3 separate regions of the Homo sapiens genome follow, and regions 1 and 2 are each linked to region 3. The links are chromatin loops, found by intact Hi-C in ENCODE. Cell type or tissue: IMR-90. All regions are shown on one strand. Region 1 overlaps COL25A1 (collagen type XXV alpha 1 chain). Region 2 overlaps COL25A1 (collagen type XXV alpha 1 chain). Region 3 overlaps COL25A1 (collagen type XXV alpha 1 chain).

Region 1 (8,000 bases), 200 kb after region 3:
CATAATACAATGGACTGACAAATCATTCTAGCAAATACAGTTGTGATATCTGAGCTTGATGCTCAAAGCACATGCACAGAGTCCATTAGAACAATATTCTAATATGTGTTACCTTTATGAGAAAGAAAATAGAAAAAAGTATGTGATATTCACTTAAAAACAAATTATATACATTATCACAAAATTGCTCTGTTGCAGCCATTTTTAGCAGAGACTCCTCTGATAGTGTGTGTGTGTGTGTGTGTGTGTGTGTATGTATGTATATAAATATATATATCTCAAAATAGATAAGGCTGAGTAATAAGCTGAAAGCTTCCTAGAGAATAAATTGATACACGGGATCTAATTCAAGTTGTATTTCAAGTTTAAATTATAAATGATCTCAATATGCAAGACTATAAAAACTGACAAAAGAAACACATAGTTATATATCCACACATAATTCTAGTGGAATATATCCAAGTTTTCCAAAACATTCTAAGTAAAGTTGCAAATATATGGTTGCTAAATTAAATTTTATCATTAATACTTTTCTTTTTTGTTTCTTTTAATCTTACAGTGAGATCTGCCATTATCCCCTGGGCCATCTAATTTTTTATTAGTTAGTTTGTTTGTTTTACTGAGTGTCCAAATGTCTCTTGCACTATTGGAGCACATTTCATAATGAAGTGAAAGTGAATGACAGCAAAATATACATCAAGATCCCAGGTTACACTTTCTAATCTGTCTGTACACATGAAGCCACAGCACCATGGGAACTGCGGGCCAGAAGGAAGTTTGAGAAATTTACTCGATGTAGGTTCTGTGCCAAGGATTGCTCACCAGAAGCAAGACTAACTTCTCAGACCAATTTTGTGCTTTATATTTAGAGTGCAGAATGGAGGCAAGGGCAACTGTGATTAAGATGACAATATATGCCTCGATAGCACACTTGAGGAGATAGTTGAATAATGTTTTAAAAGATACAAAGTAGGACAATACATTTCTCTAAAAATTAAAATTACAGAAACTGTCAGATTTTAGTTCAGGAAAAAGAAGTGAAAGGAAAATATATACAGTTGACCTTAAACAGCATGGGTTTGAACCACATTGGTCCACTTATATGCCAGTTTTCCTCCTCCTCTGCCGATAACAAGACCAACGCCTTTTCGTCCTTCTCCTCCTCAGATTATTCAATGTGAACATGGTGAGGATGAAGACTTTTGTGATGATCCACTTCTACTTAATGAATAGTAAATGTATTTTCTCTTCACTGTGATTTTCTAAATAATATCTTTTCTCTAGCTTATTGTAAGAATGCAGTATGTAATACATACAACATATAAAATGTATATTAATTAACCATTTGTGTTATCAGTAAGGTTTTCTGTCAATAGTAGGTTATTGGTAGTAACGTTTTTGGGGAGTCAAAAGTTATCTGTGGATTTCTCACTGAGCAGAGGGTTGGTGCCTCTCACCCCCACATTGTTCAAGGGTTAACTGTACATAAAATTAAGGTGATGTAAAAATAGGAATAGTCCCTAGAAATTAAAATTGTCAGTAATTGGGTATTGCCTCTAAATAAACATACTGATGATAAACTTATTTAACTGTAATAATCCCATTGTTCATTAATATTTACTCAGATATAAAAAATATGCCAGAAATTTGTTATAAAGCCACCTACTCTAAAGCAAAATTTGATGGAAGGCAGATACTTTTTAGACATTATACATGGAGATTTAGGAATTGGAGGCTCAAGAAGATTTCATCATAATGTATTTTACCCACAAGGAAGCCCATGATATTGGGTCCTAAGTACTATGGTAGGGTTGTATTGTATTAGTAAAGATAGCATAATCAATGTTTTTTTTCTCTTTTGTACAATCAATGTTTTTTCATCTTATCAAATATAAGCAACTTGAATTATCTTCCAGTCAGTATGGAAACTCATGATTATACTTTATTTCTTGGATTTGATGCTGTTTGCCAAACATATTATAACTTCTTTAAAATGTAGTCAAGGTGGGACAGTATCAATACTTGTTTTATAGATTAGCCATTTTGCAGTTTCGGCCATAATTTTATATTTTATGTGATTATTTTAATCAAGGAATATGATTTGACCCATGGCCTGACAAACCCATGTAACAATGATCCATGTTATAACACAACTATAATTCATAAGGAATGGAATAAAGTGGTAAACTGAATCGATTTGAAATCAGACATATCTAATTGAATTTCAACTTTGCAAATCCTCTAGCTGTGCAACCTTTGGTAATTAACCTCTATGAGCCTCAGTTTCCTCACTGAACAATAGGAATGGTAACATCAGAGGGTTGGTGTGAGAACAAAATGAAATTATACATGTAAAGTACCTAGAATATTGCTTGCCTTACACTAGGGGCTTAATGCTAATTCTCTCTTATTTCTATGTAATAAGAAAAGGAGGAACAATTGACATCTTTAGGTAGAAAATTTGGACTAACAGATGGCCTCAAGAAAGCGAGAGCTATATGGTTGCGTGATTTTTCGAGGAATCAAAGAGGAAGTACTAGAATCCTGAAGAATTCATAAGGCAGAAATGAGATTTAACTACCTCTTGCCATAGCTAATGTGGATTCCAAAAAAAGAAGCCTTGAACACTCTACTCCAGCCGTAACCTCAGGAGTTTCCTCTGGGTAGTAGTGGTTTGTTACTTACTTAACATGAAGAGACTTAAGTATGAAGCCAAAAAGTAAAGACTCCTAGACCTAAGGCATGCCATCTGCCTAGCATTAAGCAAGAGCTGAAAGTCAGTTACAGAAGCAAAGTCATTTCTAACATGATTAATGTTCCATCCTTGAACGTGGCAGGAAGACTGCAAAAGATATTTGGAGGCCAACGTTTCCTCTGAATAAAGTAAATAAGTACACGCTAAGCCCCTGTCCCTGGACCATGCTGGCCTGTTAGATAAGTTGCCAACGTGGAGTCTGCGAACCTTGGAGCAAACTGACTATCCAGGATGAGAAAATATCTCAAGGCCAATGATCATTGCTACCGTAAATGCACACTGCACAGTATAAACACTGGGGTCAGATACAGATATCCAGGATATTACTCAAAAACACATCTAGCTCAGAGCTGACAAGATAATCTGTTCCTGTGAGTGCAAAACAGACTGGAATGCTGCAGCTATGACCTACTCAAGGAAAGAAAAAAGAAAGTGAAACTCTCCAAGGGCTCCATCTCATGTTCTTTATGCAGGCAAAACTCCAACAGACTTCAAAGGGAGTGTTGCCTAAGGAGGGAGGACTGGTCCAAGCTCACTGGGGGTATCATTTCCATGATCATGTTGCCATCTACATTTGGCAGACTGGCAAATGCAAATATTTCAGATACAAGTTTAAACAGATGAAAAAAGAAGTGTGAAATAGCTTGGAGATTTGCTTGCAAAAGAAACCTCAGAATTCCAGGAAAAGGATTTAAAATCAGAATCTTCATAAGTTATCCAAAAATCCCACGAGGGTATTGGTGTGTGATCATATCAAAAATAAACGTTTTTCATCATATGTTCTCACTCATAAGTGGGAGCTAAGCTATGAGGATGCAAAGGCATAAGAATGACACAATGGACTTTGGGGACTCGGGGGAAAAGGTGTGAAGGGGGTGAGGGATAAACGACCACAAATAGGGTGAAGTGTATACTGCTCAGGTGATGGGTACACCAAAATCTCACAAATCACTGCTAAAGAACATGTAACCAAATACCACCTGTTCCCCAATAACCTATGGAAATAAAAAAATTTAAAACAAATTTAAATGGACATATATTGCATTCTAACATCACATGATCACAAAATTGTGTATCTAAAAAATAATTTTCCAAACTTTAAGTATACTCTTTTTTTTTTTTTTTTTTTTTTTAGACAGAGTCTCGCTCTTTTGCCCAGACTGGAGTGCAGTGGCATGATCTCGGCTCACTGCAAGCTCCACCTCCCGGGTTCACGCCATTCTCCTGCCTCAGCCGCCCGAGTAGCTGGGACTACAGGCGCCCACCAACATGTCCAGCTAATTTTTTGTATTTTTAGTACAGATGGGGTTTCACCGTGTTAGCCAGGATGGTCTCGATCTCCTGACCTCATGATCCACCCGCCTCGGCCTCCCAAAGTGCTGGGATTACAGGCGTGAGCCACCGCGACTGACCACTTTAAGTATACTCTTAAAAGGTCAGTAACATTTTTCTAATAGACATAGAGACTATATTTTGGTGTTTTAACAAAGTTTTAACATACACAATCCTGATAAATGCAAACAAGCCAAAGTGCAGCAAACATACTTACAGGAGGACCTATGGGGGGAGCAGGTGGAGAGAGAAGAGAGAGAGAGGAGTTAGTGAATATGCAAAATATTAAAATCAAACAAAAGATATGAGCATAATCATCAGCATGACATAATAGACATGGAAGTTTTTTTAAATTCACTGATTCTTAATCATTTTTAGACCATGGAGCCTTTGAGACCATTTCAAAAAAATTTATAATTGCACACAAAATTTTACATAAAATTTCAAGTAATTTTTAGATTCCCTGAAGCCTGTCTATGAATTACTGAGATGTTCATATATCTTAAGTAAAGACTAATTTATAAAAGTTTAGAGAAGTATGAATTATGAGAATATTTGGTAATTTATGATAGACCAGTTATAGAGAATTGATATATAATTTCTTGAGTTTGATAAAACAGCCAAATGAGAAATGTACCAATTATTTGTCCTTAGAATTTTTTATTCATCATTATTGTAAATATGCAAAAGACTAGGTCCTCACGTTTATGTAAGTTTCTTTAAAACCATCAAAACAGGCAAAGTCTAAGACAATTTTAAATATTTCACACACCATTATGCTCAATTAAAATACTAGTTCTAAGTAGCTAGGAAGTTGGAAATTGGCTTTTATTTTCTATGAAACTTTGTATAAGCATAAATTTTTCACTTTTTCCCCAAAATCCTCTTTCTTTTGACAAAGATCAAAGATCATTTCTATGATTATCTGATTCCACTAATGTTTTATCATTTCTTTTTCCTCAAAACAAATTTATAAAGTGTCCTCTATTAGAAAACTTTGCACTTTGTGAAGGAATACCTATACAAGTTTCCAATTATTTAGATTCAATGAGCTTTAAAGGTAGCTTTTGACAATACTCTTTAAAAAAAATAAGCAACTACACTGCTCAAATTAATAAATTTTCACAAATGCTTTTTACTTTTACATCTTTCTTAAAATGGAAGAGAAAATGAGGCAAGAAAAAAAACCACACATTAATCTGCTATCAGCTCTTGATAGGTTAATGTTTCTGTTTCAATACTTAGTAGTTGATTATTTTTAATATTGAAAAATACTTAGAGAAAATACTGAAAAATAACAATTTACAGCATGCTAGAGTCAAACCTTAAATTACTTTATCTTGCATGTAAGAATTAATGGCCTGATAAGACTTTATGTGGTCATTTCCAAAAAAAGAAAAACAGTAAGTGAACTCATTTATACAGATCATCTCAGTTTCAAAAGAAATTTTACTTGACTTTTCTGTTTTACATTGGGGATTTGTTTTACATATAGGGATTTGGCCTGAAAGCAAGAATGTCCTGAAGTAGGAATCAGGACAATTGGTTCTGTTTCAAGTTTTGCCTTGGCCAAATCACCTGACTGCTATGGGCCTCCATTTCCTCAACTACAAAATGAAAATTCTAGATTGATTACTAAGGCTCTTGTCATCACTAAAATTCCATGGTTGTACAAGAAGGATAAAACATTCCCAAATTTTGAAAACGGTAAGAGTAAAAGCATGACAGAATTGTGCCAATTGGATAAAATAACAACACAGCTTTCTAAGACATGTGCCCTAGTGTCCCAAGGCAGATGTTTTTGCAAAGGACCTACATTGACTGACCACCTATATAGATGGAAACGTGGGTGATGCTATCACACCGTGTGCAGCTGAGAAACACGCCATTGTACATAGAAAGGACAGACTTAACTTGACCCAGTAAATAAGCCCCAAATGGGTACCAATTGTTACTAAACTGCAATTAACAATACTTTGCAAACTTCTCCTTTTTACAGTTTAATAGAAATAAGGAGAAGATTAAAAAATAATAAATAAACAAATACAACTAGGTCTAGCAGAGAAAGATTTAAACACACACATATAACCTCCAACAAGACAATATTATCATTAATTAGGAAGAACAGATGCCGGAACTTAACCAGAACATGAGTGACACAGAGCAGCTGAAAGAGAGACTTACCAGATTCTCCTCTTCGGCCTCTCTTACCTCGTTTCCCTGGAGGGCCTGAAATACAAAGGATAATTTTTTTAGTGTAGTTTAATTCTTTTTCCTGGTTCCAAAATAGCTAGTAAATAATTTATATATATTTTCTCATTGTTTTTAACTACCAACTTCAAGAAAGGGATCAGATATTTGTAAAGGTCAGTATTGTCTTTAGTGTTTCAGCAAAACTCTTAAGGTTCATTTAATTATAAAAGCTACTCTAGATACATGATCATCTAGTGTTACTTAAGAAAACTAACGATTGGGAATTTTTGTTCATCCTGCTTTAATATCATCAATAAAGAAAGGGTTTGCTAAGAAAATTGGTAGTTGAGTTTTATATTTCTAAGAAATATTTCTTTTCAGTATATGAATAATTAAAGTACTAATTAATAATTTAAAAGTACTAAGTCCAAATGATTTACAGTTTCTTTTCAGTCAGGTCCATCATAATTTTCTGAAAATGTTTAGTTAGCAGTTAGTTAAATGTATATATTAGTAATGGAAAATAATCCTTACAAATATTTATATTTCATTAAATGTGAATATATTGGAATTTCACCGATCAACAACCACCTGAATAAAATCACAACCTTTTTAATAAGACAGTGTTTAGGTAGTAATTATAGGCCTGATTTTTCTACAAGGGCAAGTTCATTATTGTCATTCAATAAATAGTTAGCCTTTATGATGATCCCATTTTAAAAGCAGAGAAAAAAACTTGTTTTTTTTTTTTTGGTAAGTTACCGGTAAAGACCACCAAGCTAGTATGTATCAGACTTCGCACAAGATTCTAGACATTCATGGCTTTCAAGCCATTATTCTCAATTATATAATTTCTGTCCTCATTTCCTTGGGCAGGAGTAGCCTTGCATTGAATTATGGTTCAGGCAAATAGAAGAGAATAATTAGCCCACAATGAGAATTGAGGTCTTACAATATTTGCCAGGAGAAGAAGGCCAAGGAAAATACAGAACTGCCTGATTTTAAAGAATGAGCTGCTAAGTAGGACTGATGACTTCCAAACTTTAGAAAGTTCAAGACACAGGCAGCACAGGCCTTAGTATCCAAGCGACTTTCAATGTGATCCTGAGCTACTGGCTCCCACATGGAAACACTATCATGAGAAACAAAAACATCAGTGGGGCAGTTAGTTTCCTTCCAGTCCCTTACACAGAATAAGTCTGACCGTCTGTATTTTGTAAGAGGTTAAGAAACAATTGAGCAATAAAACCAATAGAAAATATTAGGAGAATAAGCTTTGTAGCAAAGTCCAAAACTGCCAATAGAAATTTCAGATTTCTTTCTATATTCTAGAATAAAGGGATGTTTTCATCATATTCAAGGTATCTTGGCCAGATTGGGAACAGGAGAAGAATCATATAAATGAGTAAATGAGCCCAGAGAACCCTAAAAGGTACGAAAATATAAAGTTAATACATCTGTTCAAACACACATACATACACACACACACACACACACACACACACAGACATAATCTGATATATAAAACTTCCTTAAGACTAAGAATTATATTTTTTCTAGTATAACATCACTTAAACTAAGAACTCTCTAGCAACTACTATATACTTATAATGTCTGTGGTTCACATGGTAGGACCATTAGAAGCCATTGTGGAAGAGATGACAGACGAGAATTTTCCAAAACTGAATATAGCAGTCCTATGATTGAACTTATATTTCAA
Region 2 (8,000 bases), 230 kb after region 3:
GATTCTCGTAAGGAGCATGCAACCTAGATCCCTCACATGTGCAGTTCCACAGTAGGATTCCCGCTCCTATAAGAATCTAATGCCACCACTGATGTGACAGGAGGTGGGGCTCAGGTAGTAATGTTCACTCACCCACTGATTGCCTTCTGCTGTGCAGCCCAGTTCCTAACAGGCCAAGGAGCAGGACTGGTCAGTGGCCCAAGGACTGGGGACCCTTGATTCAGGCAGACTCAATGTTTGTGTTGCTGTTTGGACTAGTTGAGAAATAAATCAAAATGGCACCAGAAAAAATAAACAATTCTAGTCCCCCCACCTGAGAGTATTATTGGCTTTCTTTGCTTTGAAGAAAGAATAAGCAACTACTCTTAAAAATTCCCATTGTCGTAGAAAATGAAATGTACAACATTCATTCATATGCCAAATTATATGAAATGTTAAACAGGGTTAGCTAATGTATATAATCCAAAGAGTTCTCCCAAGCTCCTTAAACAGTATGAAATTTATATAGGCAGTTGGATTCCTGATGATGTGACTTAGTTTAAGTAATGAAATTAACATACTATCCGAAGGGAGTTCTGTGTATTATTCTCATTAATTATGAGAATATGATTAAATGATTTACTCATTTATAATAGTGCCACCATTTAGGCATTCAATGGAATCATACAGCTAAGAAAATCATAGATGTTTCATTTAAGAAAACTAAGCTTGTTTTAGCAAATTTTTAGTTACTAGAGTGCCATTGATACCACTCAGACACCAGAAAAGCATAAAGTTTCTTAATAAGATTGTAAGAAGTATGCGCATGACTTAAGAATTGGTAACATAAACTCACACATTTGTACACAAAATAGGTCCCCCAAAACACAATGCTAAAGTTAGGTGAGCTCTGTATTGCATGTATCCCTAACAAAGAAGCAAAACAACAAAGAAAAGGTAATTTCACCAAAATAGGTTATTAAGTTTCTCAGTAACACAAGTCCTCTAAAAGCAGATAATATTCCCCAGATGACATCATCTCACAGTTTTATGATGAGAATATGACAGTTAAGTACCAATTCAAAATCCAGGAAACATCAGCATTTTCTGAGTTGCTAGAATCTATGGTGGAAGTTTTAACACCAGAACAGAATATCACTGTTAGTCTCATTATTTTGTTCTTTTAAATAATTTTCAAGTGATATGTAGGCACTTTCTTTCCTATTATAATAAAATAATTACTAAATTAGTTATCTAAATACATATACTTTAAAATTGGAAGTGTTTTATTAATAGAGCTAGATGTATATACAAACAGAGAAGAAATTTTAAGTTATTCTATATACTTGGAATTAAAGACAAGACATGACTAGAGTCACGTTTGAAGGGGGAAATGATCATAAGAATTGCTATTATGTGATATGAATAAAATAGAATGACAAAATAGATGAAATATCAAAGTATATTAAAACTTTATTTTTTAACCTATTAGATCTTCTCACAAAATTTTGGGAGAGTACACACTTTTAGATTATACTTTCTTTCTCAAAGACATCTATTAACATTGAAAAAATGTAGCCCCAAAGGAAAAAAGTTAACACAATATGTAATAAAAATATATTAAGAATTTTATGCCTTTCACTTCCTGTGTATATTTTACCCACCATATAGTCCACACAGACTTAGCCAAATTAACAATCTATACGATCTTATGTATGCACTTAAAAGCCCACATAAATACCAAAACATCGAGTGTTTCCTGAGAATTCTAACTGACAATGCATATTTCAAATGTTTAAGCATTAACAATAAATACAGTCAACCCTCAGTATCCATGCATTCTGTATCGCAGATTCAACCAACCACAGATAGAAAATATTTGGGAAAAAAATTGCATCTGTAGTGAACATGTGCAGACTTTTCTTTTTTATCATTATTCCCTAAACAGTATAGTATAACAATTATTTACATAGCACTTATGTTGTATTAGGTATTATAAGTAATCTAGAGATGATTTAATGTGTAAGGGAGAATATGCATAGCTTATATGCAAATATTACTCCATTTTGTATCAGAAACTTGAGCATCCATGGATTTTGGTATCCATGGGAGGTCCTGGAACCTGTTTCCCACTGACACCAAGGAACAACTATATATCTACACTCATCAGAATTCTGAAGGGTCATATGAATATGATTTTTTAGGTGTTTTAAACTATATCAGCAATATCTGCTTTGTGCTTCACAGTAAAATTAACTCTCTCTTTAAGAGGGAATTTGTTCTTTGTCCCACTTTCAACTTTTATTAACCCTAGTAGCTTATTAATGTATTAATCAATTTATCACTTATCGAGTGCTTTTTATGTGCTAACCCTGGTGTTCTGCTGATTCCTGAGACAACAATGAAGAACACTTTGCATGTGATTCCTAATAAGAATATCTGCTACACTAGTAAGTACAGTAGAGCAGTGGTCCCAACCTTTTTGGTACCAGAGACTGGTTTTGTAGAAGAGAATTTTTCCATGGACCCAGTGGCCAGGGGTGGTTTGGGGATGATTCAAAAACATTACATTTATTGTGCACTTTATTATATGGTGATAGATAACAAAATAATTATACAACTCGCCATAATGTAGAATCAGTGGGAGCCCTAAGCTTGTTTTCCTGCAACTAGATGGTCCCATCTGGGGGTGATGGGAAACAGTGACAGATCATCAGGCATTAGATTCTCATAAGGAACGCACAACCTAGATCCCTCACATGCACAGTTCACAATAGGATTCATGCTCCTATGAGAATCTAATGCCATTGCTGATTTGACAGGAGGTGGCGCTCAGGCAGTAATGCAAGCAATGGAGAGTGGCTACAAATACAGATTAGGCTTCACTGGCTTGCCTGCCTGCTGCTCACCTCCTTTGCTGTGAGGCCCAGTTTCTAAGAGGCCATGGACCGATACCCGAACTTTGAAGGGACTGGGGACCTCTGCAGTAAAGGGTCCTGCAATGATTGCTCTTGCTGTGTTTAAAGCAAATCATCAGAAAAGCTAATTGGCACAACACCAAACAATAAGTAAAGGGTTTGATAAGTGACCACCATGGGCTAAATGAAAATGGAAAACCAAAGCAGGACGCATTAAAGTCATACAAAGGAAAATTTTTAAAAACAATAAACTTTTAGAATGGAAACAGTAGAAAATGAGAGATTGTGGAATCCATATCTATACAGCAATACTTAAGCACAAGACCAAGCACTGCTCTAGGGAACATGGGATAAACTATCAGCTTGTGGAATTTCTTTCAGATCTCTATTTCCATAATGCTAATAAAAACAAAACTAGCCTTCCATCTATTGCCTCTTCCCACCACCACCCCCCCGCCCCCAACACTCCTGCTAAGGAACAAAAGCGGCAACATTATTTTAAACATTACTTTCTTCAGCTAACACTGACAGTCACTATTCTGTCTAGCAGGTACTAGGCCTAAAGGCAGACTAAAAATTTTAAATAGCTATGAGTGTGTATTAGAAGCCCAATGAACACCAGCTTCAAACATTTTAGCCCCAGAGCAATGGGCAGCCATGGATACATGATGTCAACCGTCTGAAGGGTAAGAATGAAACTATTTTAAAATGGAAACAGACAGAAAGGCAAACACCCTCAAGCATTTTCAAGCTATGTCATAATAGATGGTGTTGAAAGCTGTACTAAGATCAAGTGCCGAAGGATAAGACTGCAGGAGAAAGTAAAATTTCTCCACAATGTGAGGAGGTCATTTATAACTCTGACAAGGGTCATCTCCCTACTCGCTGCTTTTTGGGTGACAGAAATGTTCACATTCAGAGTAGTTTGAAATATAGGTATTCAATTCTTTGGCCATCACCCATAAAGGATAATTTTGGGGATGGAGAGAGGATAGAAGTGGTCTGTTCGTAGTAGTAGGGGTGTTTTCTTATCTTTTCTCGGCTGCTCTTACAATGTCACCCATTATCCGGGTCTGTCCAGATAGCCTCTTGACTTGTTTGTCTTTTAAGAAGATTTTTGCAGTGCCTGGGTTTCTCTATTAAACTCTAATTTTCTGCTAATTTTCCTATAACTTCCTAAACTCAAAACAACACTGGAATAACATCACCCATAACTCATTTCCTAGAATGTGTTGAAGGTTTTTGTTTTGCTTTGCTTTTTAAATAAGAGTCAGGGATCTTGGTTCTATTTAAAAGTAGCCTCCGATACTTATGATGCTCCCTCTGAGTATTTACCACAGTGTAATTAAGTTAACCATGTGAATTTCAGCAGTACTTTATATAATTTTTGAGGTTATCTATCATAAATCGCCAGATACTCTCAAGTCTGCATTTTTCTTTAAACTAAATAAAATAAATGACATATAGCATTTGCATCACCAAAACTGTCATGCAGGCTTTTCTCAAAAAATAAAAGTTTAGAAAAGCATGTTTAAACAATATTTACCATAAAGCTGCTTTTCACAGCTCTTTCTGGCATCAGATTAAGAATACACATTTATTAAAATGGAATATAGAAAAAAAGACACTATTTACACAAAAGCCCATCCAAATGTTTAAATAGGTCTTATAATATGCAGGAAAGTTATTTCTAGGTGAAATGTTAAAATCCATAGGGGAAAAACTAGATGAATTGCAAGGCAGAAATCTAGCATGGACTGTGTTGTGACAGAAGTAGCAACACTGTGAAGTGCCTGCAAATCCGCAGCCTGGGCAGACTTCCTACTTGCCCTTGTAATCCTGAACACCTTCCTGGTATGATTAGCAGCTACAGCACACTGGCTTCCAAAGATGCATTTCTGAATGTGAGTTCTGGGGAAAGAGTAGCCTAGAGAGCCTTTGAATCCTGATATTTGTTTCTGCTTACTACATGGAATGCCAAGTGCAAAAGGCAAGGAAAAAAAATCCATGTTTTCACTGGCAAGCCTACAGAGTCTTGTGGTCAGAAGAATCTTACAATTTCTGCTGATGCTTCTGGAAACAGATTGATGATCTAGGTTACTGTGCTTTTTCAGAAGGGGAGTGAAAGAATGGTGTTAAATAAGACAGATCATTCTGAAATACAGTTTCATAATAATCCCAAGATTCAGACTGAACTAAAGTAAAGCTTCACCAATCTTTTAGGTGAATTTTTTTTCTCCCCAAGATTTCCATTTGTTTTCAGTGTCCAGACAGATTTCCAGCTGGACAGCTGAATGCTCTCATTGTTCTATTGAAGAATATTCTACACTATTTACCATTAATCAATCCAGTTTAACTGTGTAGCATAGTGTTTAGTATTAACTGAAAATTTTTTATAGCCATTTGAGCAATCCTTCTGAATTGAGTCATACATTCGTTTATTCAACAACAAAAAATGTTGTCATTTTATGGGCTAGGTACTGTGCTAAGTCCTGAGATGAAAAGCTGAAAAATAACACATCGCCCTTATCCAGGTGAGGATTTCAGTATGTACACAGAGATATACAAACACCTATAATAAGAGCTAGAATAAATTCAAGCTCAGATAGCTAAAAAGTGCACACAATAAAAGGAGCTAATTCTGGCTTATAGGAGGCAGCAGCTGAGAAAATTGAATCTCTTCACTGCAAAACTTAAGAAAAAAAAATCTATCCATTTAGAGTAGTTTTCCAGCATTCTGGAGCTGATAAGCACATTTTTGTGTCACAGGCTTCCAGTCTTCCTGAAAAGTCTTATTTATTTACATTTCTAAGAGTTCAAGCGAGTTAAAACTGGTGCTGTTTTGAGAAATTCATCATATCTACTGAAATAATTAGAGACTACAGGGGCAATATGGAATAGCAACCATTGATACGTAATTTAAACTCAGATTACAAAAGTAATGGAAACAGGAAGTGAGTCAATGGCTTTCTTTCCAGTCAGTATAGAGGTGTTTATACTAATATCAGTTGAGTGCTTTACTCAAGGAATTGGGCTGTGCCAACTTCTGTTTGCAAACTGTCATCACCAAATTGAGCTGTCGTTATCATTACCCCCACCACACACCACCATTAACAACACGTAGCATAAGCCATGTGCCAGGTACTGTGCTATTATAGATATTAATCACTCTTGTAATCCTTACCTCAATTTATATGATAGGTACTCCTGTTATTCCCATTTTATAGATAAGAAAACTGAGGCATAGTGAAGTTAAATAATTTCTTAACTAATTATTAAGTAGTAGAGTTAGGAAGTCTGGCTCTAGAGTCTTTGGTCTTAACCGTTATACTAAACTGTTTCTCCATGGATTTTAAAAATATAATAATAATAAATACAGTAATACAATATTTACCTAAGAAGGTTAATCCTAATAGAAAAAAATATTAAATTACATAAGAAGCAAGGGATAAATCACCTGTAGGACTCCGTAAGTCTGTGATACCCTTACCCAAAGTGTTCTACTGTAAAAATTGACAAGTTCTTTTCCAACAACTCCTCTATTTTTCTCACCTAAATAACCCAACATATAGGATTAATTTTAAAATACATAATTCACTAATTACCTTAAGAACAATGATGAGCAGTGATATTTTTTATGTAATTATCAAAAGATGTTGAACCCGGGGTTCTAATGAGTATTACATGGGAGCCCTCTGTTTTTTATGTTATTTAGATATATCAGACTTAAACGGCTTCCTATTTATTACTATTCTTTCACAATTGTACATAATTAGATTTTGCCACCTAAATTTTATGAAAATTTTCTAGATATATTCCTTCCTTTCCACCCTCAGTGAAACTGTTCTATTTTCAGCTATCTCCCACTTCAGTTGTTGCAATCAACTCTCTTAAATTACTGAGCTCATATGATACGCCAAGCATTGTGCTAGATGCATAATATACTTATCTAATTTGATCCTCATAAAAGTTCTGGGAAGAGTAGTAGTATCCACATTGAACAGGTAACAAAAAGTTTCAGAGAATAAATAACCTGCGCAAGGTCACATTGCTGGCGAGTAGGGTCACTGGGAGAATTCAGAAGCATTTCATGCATGGTCAATATTTCCCCCAAGATACCATCATAATTTACTGTGCATCTCCTCTGCCTCACACGTATGAATTGATTAATGTATGTTTTATGCTTGACCGGAACAATGTACAAGGTCTTTCCAATCTAATATACCATCATGGCTCAGCTTTCAATACTCTATCACCCACTACAGTTTTTTACCTCATATCAAAAAAAGTGCTCTAGATCATCTATTCAGAAAAAAGGGCAAGGGATATACAAAAATTATAGAAAATATCTTTAGATTAGATAGAATATTAATTCCAGTTGCTTTCATTTTTTACAGTTGAAATATTTAATAAACATTAGTAATGAACCCAAACTGATCTAACTAAACTATACTATTTTTTCGGAAACTGATATTTTGGTGTGTTTTTTGGTAACAGCTTTATTTCTATGTAATTCACATACCATACAGTTTATCCATTTAGAGTGTACAACTGAATGATAATTAGTATATTCATAGATATGTGCAACCATCACCACAGTAAATTTTAGAACACTTTTATCTCCTCAAAAAGAAAACCCATACCCTTTAGCTATCAACCCCTAAACCCATCTCCACCCCCAACCCAGCCATGGGCAATCACTAATCTATTTTGTTTTTTCTTTTATTTTTTTTTTTGAGACAGAGTCTCATTCTGTCGGCCAGGCTGGAATGCAGTGGCACAGTCTTGGCTCACTGCAAACTCCATCTCCCGGGCTCAAGCAGTTCTCCTGCCTCAGCCTTCTGAGCAGCTGGGATTACAGGCATGTGCCACCACGCCCGGCTAATTTTTGTATTTTTAGTAGAGATGGGGTTTCACTATGTTAGCCAGGCTGGTCTCGAACTCCTGACCTTAGGTAATCCGCCCGCCTCAGCATCCCAAAAGTGCTGGGATTACAGGTGTGAGCCACCGCGCGTAGCCCACTAATCTCTTTTCTATCTCTACAGATTTGTCTTTTCTGTACATTTCATATAAATAGAATCATATACTATGTGGTCTTTTATG
Region 3 (8,000 bases):
TTCTAGGGAAAACAATTCAGGAAAACATGAAGGCTTCCTTTATAATTCATTTGGTTACATGCCTTACAATTTGAGTTCCCTAGAGTAATTAACCAATAATACCTCAAATATTTCAAAATAAAAATATGAGATGAACCACTAGATGAGATTGCAGCTAATAATATAACTCTTTTCTGATTGTTTAATTTATCTTAATAAGAACATAATATAAAAAGTATAAACAAACAGAAAGTATAAACATACCGGTAATCCAGGAAGTCCAATTCCTCCTTTTTCACCTGTCATACCTGGGTCCCCCATGTCTCCCTTTGAGCCTTTGAGTCCCTAAAAATGATAGACAAGGTTGGCATGTAAGCAGCATAATGACCCCCGATAATTACATCCTAGGGAAAACAGAATTCCGATCAATTTCGTTAATAGGTGGGTTCAATGTTGAGATGATTCTGATTTTTGTTTTTAGGTAGAGTTATTTCTTACAGCAACCTTCTACATGCAATCAGTACTATTTCTCCTTGTAATGAAATAGATTAAGTTCTATTAGGCCATGTAAGCATAAAAAACATGAACTTAGGTTTTGACATAATTTCTCCTGATTTTGTATTTTTACCTGGCAGCTAATTCTATCTCACCAGACCTGAAAACAACTTAATAGACTTAATTCTCAACAATACAGGATGTATTTTGAACTGGGACCTAGTGTTATATAATAACAAATGTCCAAATTTCTCTCATCTCTACCCACTATACTCCCCTCCCTCCTAACTGCAGGCAGAAGTTCCAGTCACAATGAGTTTTCAATGGTCCAGTCTACAGACTGATAAATCACTGGATCATTTACCACACACTAACGCTCAATCAATGCTTAAAAGTATGACAACCTCTTCACAGTGTTCTTATTTTGTTCTCATGATGTCTCTATGAGATGAGTCAGAATGGTATTTTTATTCTCCTTTACAGTGAGGAAATAGATAAATATGCATTTTGAATGTTAACAAATCTGAATTTTGTAATTTTTTTTTTTTTTTTTTGAGTTGGAGTCTCACTCTGTCACCCAGGCTGGACCGCAATGGTGCGATCTTGGCTCACTGCAACCTCCGGCTCCTGGGTTCAAGCCATTCTCCTGCTTCAGCCTCCCAAGTAGCTGGGGCTACAAGCATGCGCCACCATGCCCAGGTAATTTTTGTATTTTTAGTAGAGACGAGGTTTCACCATGTTGGCCCGGCTGGTCTCAAACTCCTGACCTCAGGTGATCTGCTCACCTTGGCCTCCCAAAGTGCTGGGATTACAGGCGTGAGCCACCATGCCTGGCCTGAATTTTATAATATTAATATTGACATTAATTTATATTTTTAAGCATTTTCATCCTAGGAAACTCACTTCAATATACTAATGGCTCATTCTTCAGTAGAGATGATCATAGTTATTATGGTAAGGGGCTTCTAGGCTGCACAAACCTGTTTATCTTTTTTTTATTAAAACCGATGGAGAAAAATTATTTATGGAAAGGAACTTTTCTTGTTAACTGTTCCTATTTAATAGCATTCAGAATTACCCAATGGGTAAGTAGGTGCCTGAATGAATAGATGGATCTTACTGATTAATAAGACCTGGATTATTTTTAGGGATCTAGTGATGGCAGCAGGACGGCAACCCAATGTACTTAGTGATAGAAGAAGACCTTGCAAAGCCTACAGAAGAAAAAAAAAAGCTAGCTACTATATCTGTAGGAGCCATAATGTATATCATTATGCATGTCAAATTAATTGCTTATAATGACCAATGGTCAGAGAAGTAACATAGACAGACTTTAAAATTCTAAGTGATCTATGATATAGCAAATCATCTAAGGTATCTATGTTTCTGTTTACCACATGTTCATTTAATATGGCATTATTATTATTTCAGCATATAACTCTGATAGTAAAAATAATCCTAAACCTAATTTTCCTATCTAATACTTTCTTCTGAGGAGTATATGTGCACTAACTGTATTAAGAATCCTTTTGATTTCTTATGATTTTCCTGATTTTAGCCATTTCTTGGGTAAATAATGGAAATCAAGAAAACACTAAAGATCTTGAAATTAACCCTTTTGATTCCATTCCAAATTCTGAATACTGTCCACGTTCTCCAACTCAGATTCTTTTAGAGCAGGGGTCGCCAAACCATGGCTCACAGGCCAAATTCATCCCAGGGATTGTTTTTGTACAGAGTGAATTTAAAAAAAAATTGTTGAGGTGTTAACCAAAAATAAATAAATAAAAAGGAAACTTCAACACAGATTGTATGTGGCCTGTAAAGCCTAAAGCATTTACTATCTGGACCTTTATTAACAAAGCTTGCCGACTTCTGTTTTAGAGGGAACCCTCAGAGATACACTACCATACTCTGTCAAGCTACAAGTTCCCTGCTTGTTTCTGTATTTTCTAAGGATCTAGGGATTAGGTGTCATCTTTATTTGGGAAAAGAAAACATTGTCTAAAAAAGGCATATAGGCAAGATTTAGTTTTGTGGAAACTATGGTCACTGATTTTAATCTTGACATATTTGTATTCACTGACAAAAATTAGGCTAGTTTTACTAACTTGGTAATGATTTTACAAGTCTATTAAAAATTTGCAGGGGAGTCACTGGTAGGTTGATATAAAGTATTAAGAACAAAACTGAAGTATCATATGGCTTAGATGTTTTTGCGAAGAAAACTAATGTCTGCTTTTTAGAGTCAATGAAGTCTCTAGAACAAATGGTTAAAAGAAAGAGGGTATCAAATATCAATGCTCATGACATTTTGGCTTCAAACCTACAATAAAAGTAGTAATCAAGAATGATGCTTTAAATAATAGTATACATCTTTGAAAATTACCTGCTCTCCATCCATTCCTGGGATTCCTGGAGATCCCTGCTCTCCCTATTAAGATAAAAATAGATGACTTGCCTCCATTCTCATTGGTAACATACTGCACTACATAAAAAAACGATGCTAGTTTGTTAACACCACAATTTGACTTTCAGCAAATGCATCATAACCCGAGAATATTCTATTATAGCACATATCTAAACTAAGGGAAGTAATAATCTTTCTTCAAGATTATGTATAGTATTTATATGTAGCTAAGATCCAATGCTTTTAGTGTTTTTATTTTTTCTCCATGTGAGATGCAGGCTAAAAAAGAGTGGTCAAGGAAAACTGATAGACACAATTTGATAGCTGACCATATCCTATAGCAACAACCTATCTGCCTCAGTTAGTTAATTTTTTTCTCCATACAACCTCTGTATGATTTCTCTCACTTTCCAATTTCAGTAAAAAGGAAAACATAACAGTTAACCTAAAAAAGTAAAATGCAAAGCCCCATGAATTTTCAACAATATTTTAATTGGCACAGTTCAAACAGTTAGTTACAAATTCATGATTGTGAGTGTGCAATTTCCAGAAAAGCCTCACTGAAGGATATCATAAATCAGATATCTTAATGCATATGAAATAACTTTTAGATCAATTCAATTTCTTATACTGTGCTATGAATGAACTAAAATTTACTATTCATGTTATGATTTATAAGGATTTTTGACAAACTCAAAATATAGAGATTTTTGTTTGCTTTTTTAAACTGAAGATGTTCATTAAAAGCAAATTTATACAATACGCCAGAAAGTTAATCGAACAGCAAATGTTTAGTCACTTCTCAGTTTTGAAAGGTGACTAAATAAATTCCTTGAAAAGTAAGCATTATTTTGTATCAATGAGTCATTTATGTGGATCCCATTACAAATATCCCTGAATCCCACACTGTGGAAACTTTGTAAAAACAGCTCTTCTGAGTGTGAGAGGCCTGCCTCACAGACAGATTTCCAACGGAGCTGACCTGAGGCTGTATTTTCTAGAAAGGCCTGTTTGGTGATACTATAAACCACAATATTGAAATGGTTAGAGCTCCTTTCCCTGGTAAAAACTTTAAGAGCTATGAGGTACAGCATGAAATTTGAGCTTTCCAGTGTTTAAGGAAGGCATGATCTTGTGGTTATAAACAAATGAAGCAAGAAAAGCGGCGGGGGAAGGGCCTTTTCTTATTTCAGGTTTCCTGCTCTTTGTGGTAGCAGCAAATTTTATTTTGCCACAAACAAGTCTGCTGAGGTTGGATGCACCTGGCTAAGCCCTAGTTTCATTCAGAGTCTGAATACTTGTCAGCACTGTGGGTCCAATAATGATGGCTTTGCTAGGCTTTTCCCTTTAAAATATGATTCACAAGTGTTTAAAAGGAAAACATAATTCATGAGTTATTCATTTATCCTTCACCCCTCAAATGGGGTTTGTAAGAGTTATTTGATGTGTAGGGAATCAAACAATTCTTGTGTGATAAATGAAGGAGAAATGCTAATTGAGTAAGTTCCCATTCAGTCTGAATTCCAAGATCAGAAGGGGTTCTGTACTTGACTCAGGCTACATTTTGCTGTCTCTTGGTCATAGCTACATTCCACCCCAATTATCCCAACCTTCTCAAGGACAGACCATGAAAAACATAAAGGACTACATCAGCTAACACAAGATCTCAATTATAAGACCATTGTGGGGTGGGTGGGGTAGGGATGATAGCATACTGGGAAGGATGGCAAGGGTAGGAGGTAAGCGAGAATGACTCAACCCTCCTCCATATTGCTTGTCTAGATATTCATCTGGGCAACTTCTTCCTGTCTTTCAGTTTCAACTCAAAGCCACCCTTGGCTCTTAAGACTTAGAGGGACCTTCTATGCACTTACTCTATTAATAATTGTACCTTTACTTGCCTATCTCCCTCCCTAGGCCATAAGCCCTTTATTGGAATTTCTTTCTAGTATCCTTACTAGATATTAGTCCTTACCATAGAGTAGAGGCTCAAAAATTACTTACTGAATAACTGAATTAATACACGAATAGCAATTGGATTATAAAACCAGGGGAATATAGGTTTTAGTGATACAGATTTTTTACCTAGGAGGTCCTTTTTGCCTCTTTGGGTCAAAGAATGGGTGCCTTTGGGGCTTCTCTAGGCCTTTGGACTGTAGAGAAGAGAAAAGTCCTGGAAACTTTTGAGGTTTGTGGGAAATGAGATATGTATTTAGCTTTGGGGACAATTTTGGTTCTGGAGTCTTAGTCAAGCGAGGAGGTGAAATAATGAACTTAGACACTTGGTTGGTTCTACACAAAGGAAAAAAAGAAATTGCAGATTTCCTTCTAGGATATCTAGTCCAGCTCACCAAGATATTATTGAATGGGGATCCAGGCAGTGTTGCTCACCAAGAATAAAGATTATATATAGTTTTTTTGTGTTATGTCTCTTAGGGACCAGAATGTGCTGGAGAAATAGAAAGTTAAAAATCCCACACCTTATATTAATGTTATACAAGAAATCTATTTGAAATTAGGATCTATGTTCTAAATATATAGGCAAGGAGCTCAGTAATATTGTAATTTATATTCCTTTATATGATAGAAAAATAAAGTTTCTATATACTAGATTTCTGTTTTTAAGTATCTTGAGAGAGTATGAAAGCTGATACGTGTGAGTGTGTGTTATGACAGACTTAGCAAATAAACTGCCTTAAGAAGCATTAACAAAAGATGAATTCTGAAATAACTTGAATCTCCTACAAGAATCCAATGACGAAAGTCATATTTCAACACATGTAGCTCAGTTCTGAAAAGCCAGAATCACTGGCCATGTGTTAATTGATCAAACATGGTTGAATGACTAAGCTTCAGTTTGGAGGGATAAAGCCATCAACAAAGTTTAGATATAAAGCAATTCTAGCCTTCTACTATTTTTAGTTGGTATGTTTCATTAGATAAGATTTAAATGGCAAAATGTCTGAAAGTATATAATAAAGAATGCATTATGAAAAATGATTCCTAAAATTTTGATTTGTGAATGCACCATACTAAAACTTTTCTTACTCTTTTTACTATAAAAGCATTAGAAGCAAGGATCTTTCTTGGTGTCAAGTTAAATTTTCTCTAATCCTCCTTTAATCAAACATTTTCTTTTGTTTTCATACACCACATTTAGTGTTTTTTACATTTATAATTTCTGTGGAACTTGTTTTTCCCTTGTTTAATATCTTTTTTCAATGTCTTCCCTAAATTAAATTTCTCTCTCTTCTTTTCCTATTTTCCCTTCTTCTTTTCTAATTTTCTATCTTCCTTCAGTCCAGACCTCAATTTCTTTTCTTCGCTCTCTAAAACAATACTGTTGATCTCAGCTTCTTCAGCATTTTGTAAGACTGATTTTCAAAGATGCATATACTTAATACGGTATTCCCTGCACTGTATGTGATAAATGGAAACAAGTAAATAAAGAATAACCTTTGGCCCTTGTAGTCCTTGAGGTCCAGGAGGTCCAGGGGGACCCTAAATCAAGAAAAAGCACAGTTTTTAAAAGTAGTAATTATATGTATTAAAATTCATACCTTAAATAGGCACACTATACACCTTCCTTATTTCTATCGTAATCAGATCTCCCCAAATATAAATTTGCAATGAGGAAAAATTTTACTAGTTACATAATTAGAAAAAAACACCTATTTATATGCTAAAATATTAACACATTTGAGGTCAAAATAATGTGGAAGGTGCTTCTGGGTAGATTCGGTAAGGCAATGTAAAATTGCTGCCATGCTCCACACTCATCGTATTGGGATGAATTAGCATACGAATATTAGCTTTGTTTCTACATACACTCCTTACCCCTCCACCCCAAAGGCGTTGATTTCCCAAACCCTAAAGAATAAAGCTATATTGTTCAGATAAGGCCAGAGACTTTTAAGAAAATTAGCAATCACTTTTTTCTTGACCTTTTCACTAAGCAGACAAAGTGATTCAACTGGAGCAAATGTAAAAGATTATTAATACAAGAAAACATAAAATTAAGTATCAGATAAAAACAATAGCTACATTAGTACCATTTTGGCTGGCATGCATCAACACCAAATACAAAACCACAAACCACAGAAAGCATGCAATAGGAGTTACCGTGACAGTTAAGGTGGTAATCCTCTGTTGGGAAAATGTGTTGACAAAGACAGAGTTATCTATTTTGTGTGCCAAAGTACAGTAATACATTTGTGAAATAATCAACTTTTTGAATATGTTTGGCTAGTCTGATATCTTAAAAGGATTTGACAAGATACTGAGAACATATTACCCTATCTTCAATACAGTATAGTTGTAGAGATTTTTTAAAAATTATTTTTAGAATCCTATTTAAAAAATCTATGGCTGAAGAAAAAGAAATGTCAAAATTTTAATTCACCTGATTGAAAAAAATAATGCAGTAAAGTCATATATGCTAGAGGCTTGTCAGTATAATTGTGAACTGAGAAATTTTGCTATTGATAAAAGCACTATTCTAGAGAGTACTTCATTAGAGAAAACTGAAATACCCAATTGCATATTTTTTCTCTTTTAGTCTGCAGCTCATTTGTTGCATTAAAACTAACTTTGTGTTTGTGCGTGTGTGTGTGTGCGTGTGTGTGTGCCATAACTAAAGATATTAGTCGACATAGAATTAATCTAATTTCCTTTTTTTTGGCATTCCAATTTTTTTGTGAACTTAATCAGAAAAACAAATGAGTTTTTAAAATTTATTGATTGATTGATTTATTATACTTAAGTTCTGGGATACATGTGCAGAATGTGCACATTTGTTACATAGGTATACATGTGCCATCGTGGTTTGCTGCACCCATCAACTCGTCATCTACATTAGGTATTTCTCCAAATGCTATCCCTCCCCTTGCCCCCCACCCCCTGACAGGCCCTGGTGTGTGATGTTCCCCTCCCTGTGCCCATATGTTCTCATTGTTCAACTCCCACTTATGAGTGAGAATATGTGGTGTTTGGTTTTCTGTTCCTGGGTTAGTTTGCTGAGAATGATGGTTTCCAGCTTCATCCATGTCCCTACAAATGACATGAACTCATTCTTTTTTATGGCTGCATAGTATTCCGTGGTGTATATGTACCACAT

Evidence for each region. Hi-C counts contacts between places; a loop is a spot of excess contacts. Peaks named below come from ENCODE experiments on the same cell type or tissue, not always from the same donor. Only the 100,000 strongest peaks of a DNase experiment are listed, where the experiment ranks them.
Region 1: it touches region 3 in a loop (2.3-fold over the local background); 2 of 110 quality-filtered maps call a loop at or near these places.
Region 2: it touches region 3 in a loop (2.6-fold over the local background); 4 of 110 quality-filtered maps call a loop at or near these places.

The regions. Positions count from the first base shown.
Region 1 is chr4:109,043,864-109,051,863 of GRCh38, forward strand. COL25A1 (collagen type XXV alpha 1 chain) reads right to left here. Exons shown (of 38, transcript NM_198721.4): 4 at 6,272-6,316; 5 at 4,305-4,312. It overlaps LOC124900756 (a long non-coding RNA gene), which reads left to right. Exons shown (of 3, transcript XR_007058225.1): 3 at 560-3,888. Among named protein-coding and RNA genes, the nearest start is that of COL25A1, 250 kb to the right of the region's middle. In IMR-90, no CTCF peak of the experiment used is centred here; a DNase peak (open chromatin) is centred at 3,138; H3K4me3 peaks cover 735 bases; H3K27ac peaks cover 352 bases.
Region 2 is chr4:109,074,089-109,082,088 of GRCh38, forward strand. The region is part of intron 3 of COL25A1 (collagen type XXV alpha 1 chain); the gene reads right to left. Among named protein-coding and RNA genes, the nearest start is that of COL25A1, 220 kb to the right of the region's middle. RefSeq lists a silencer at 4,805-5,099. In IMR-90, no CTCF peak of the experiment used is centred here; DNase peaks (open chromatin) are centred at 4,903 and 5,863; H3K27ac peaks cover 159 bases.
Region 3 is chr4:108,845,896-108,853,895 of GRCh38, forward strand. COL25A1 (collagen type XXV alpha 1 chain) reads right to left here. Exons shown (of 38, transcript NM_198721.4): 25 at 7,007-7,030; 26 at 6,341-6,385; 27 at 2,864-2,908; 28 at 244-324. Among named protein-coding and RNA genes, the nearest start is that of ETNPPL, 87 kb to the left of the region's middle. In IMR-90, no CTCF peak of the experiment used is centred here; a DNase peak (open chromatin) is centred at 3,966; H3K27ac peaks cover 1,027 bases.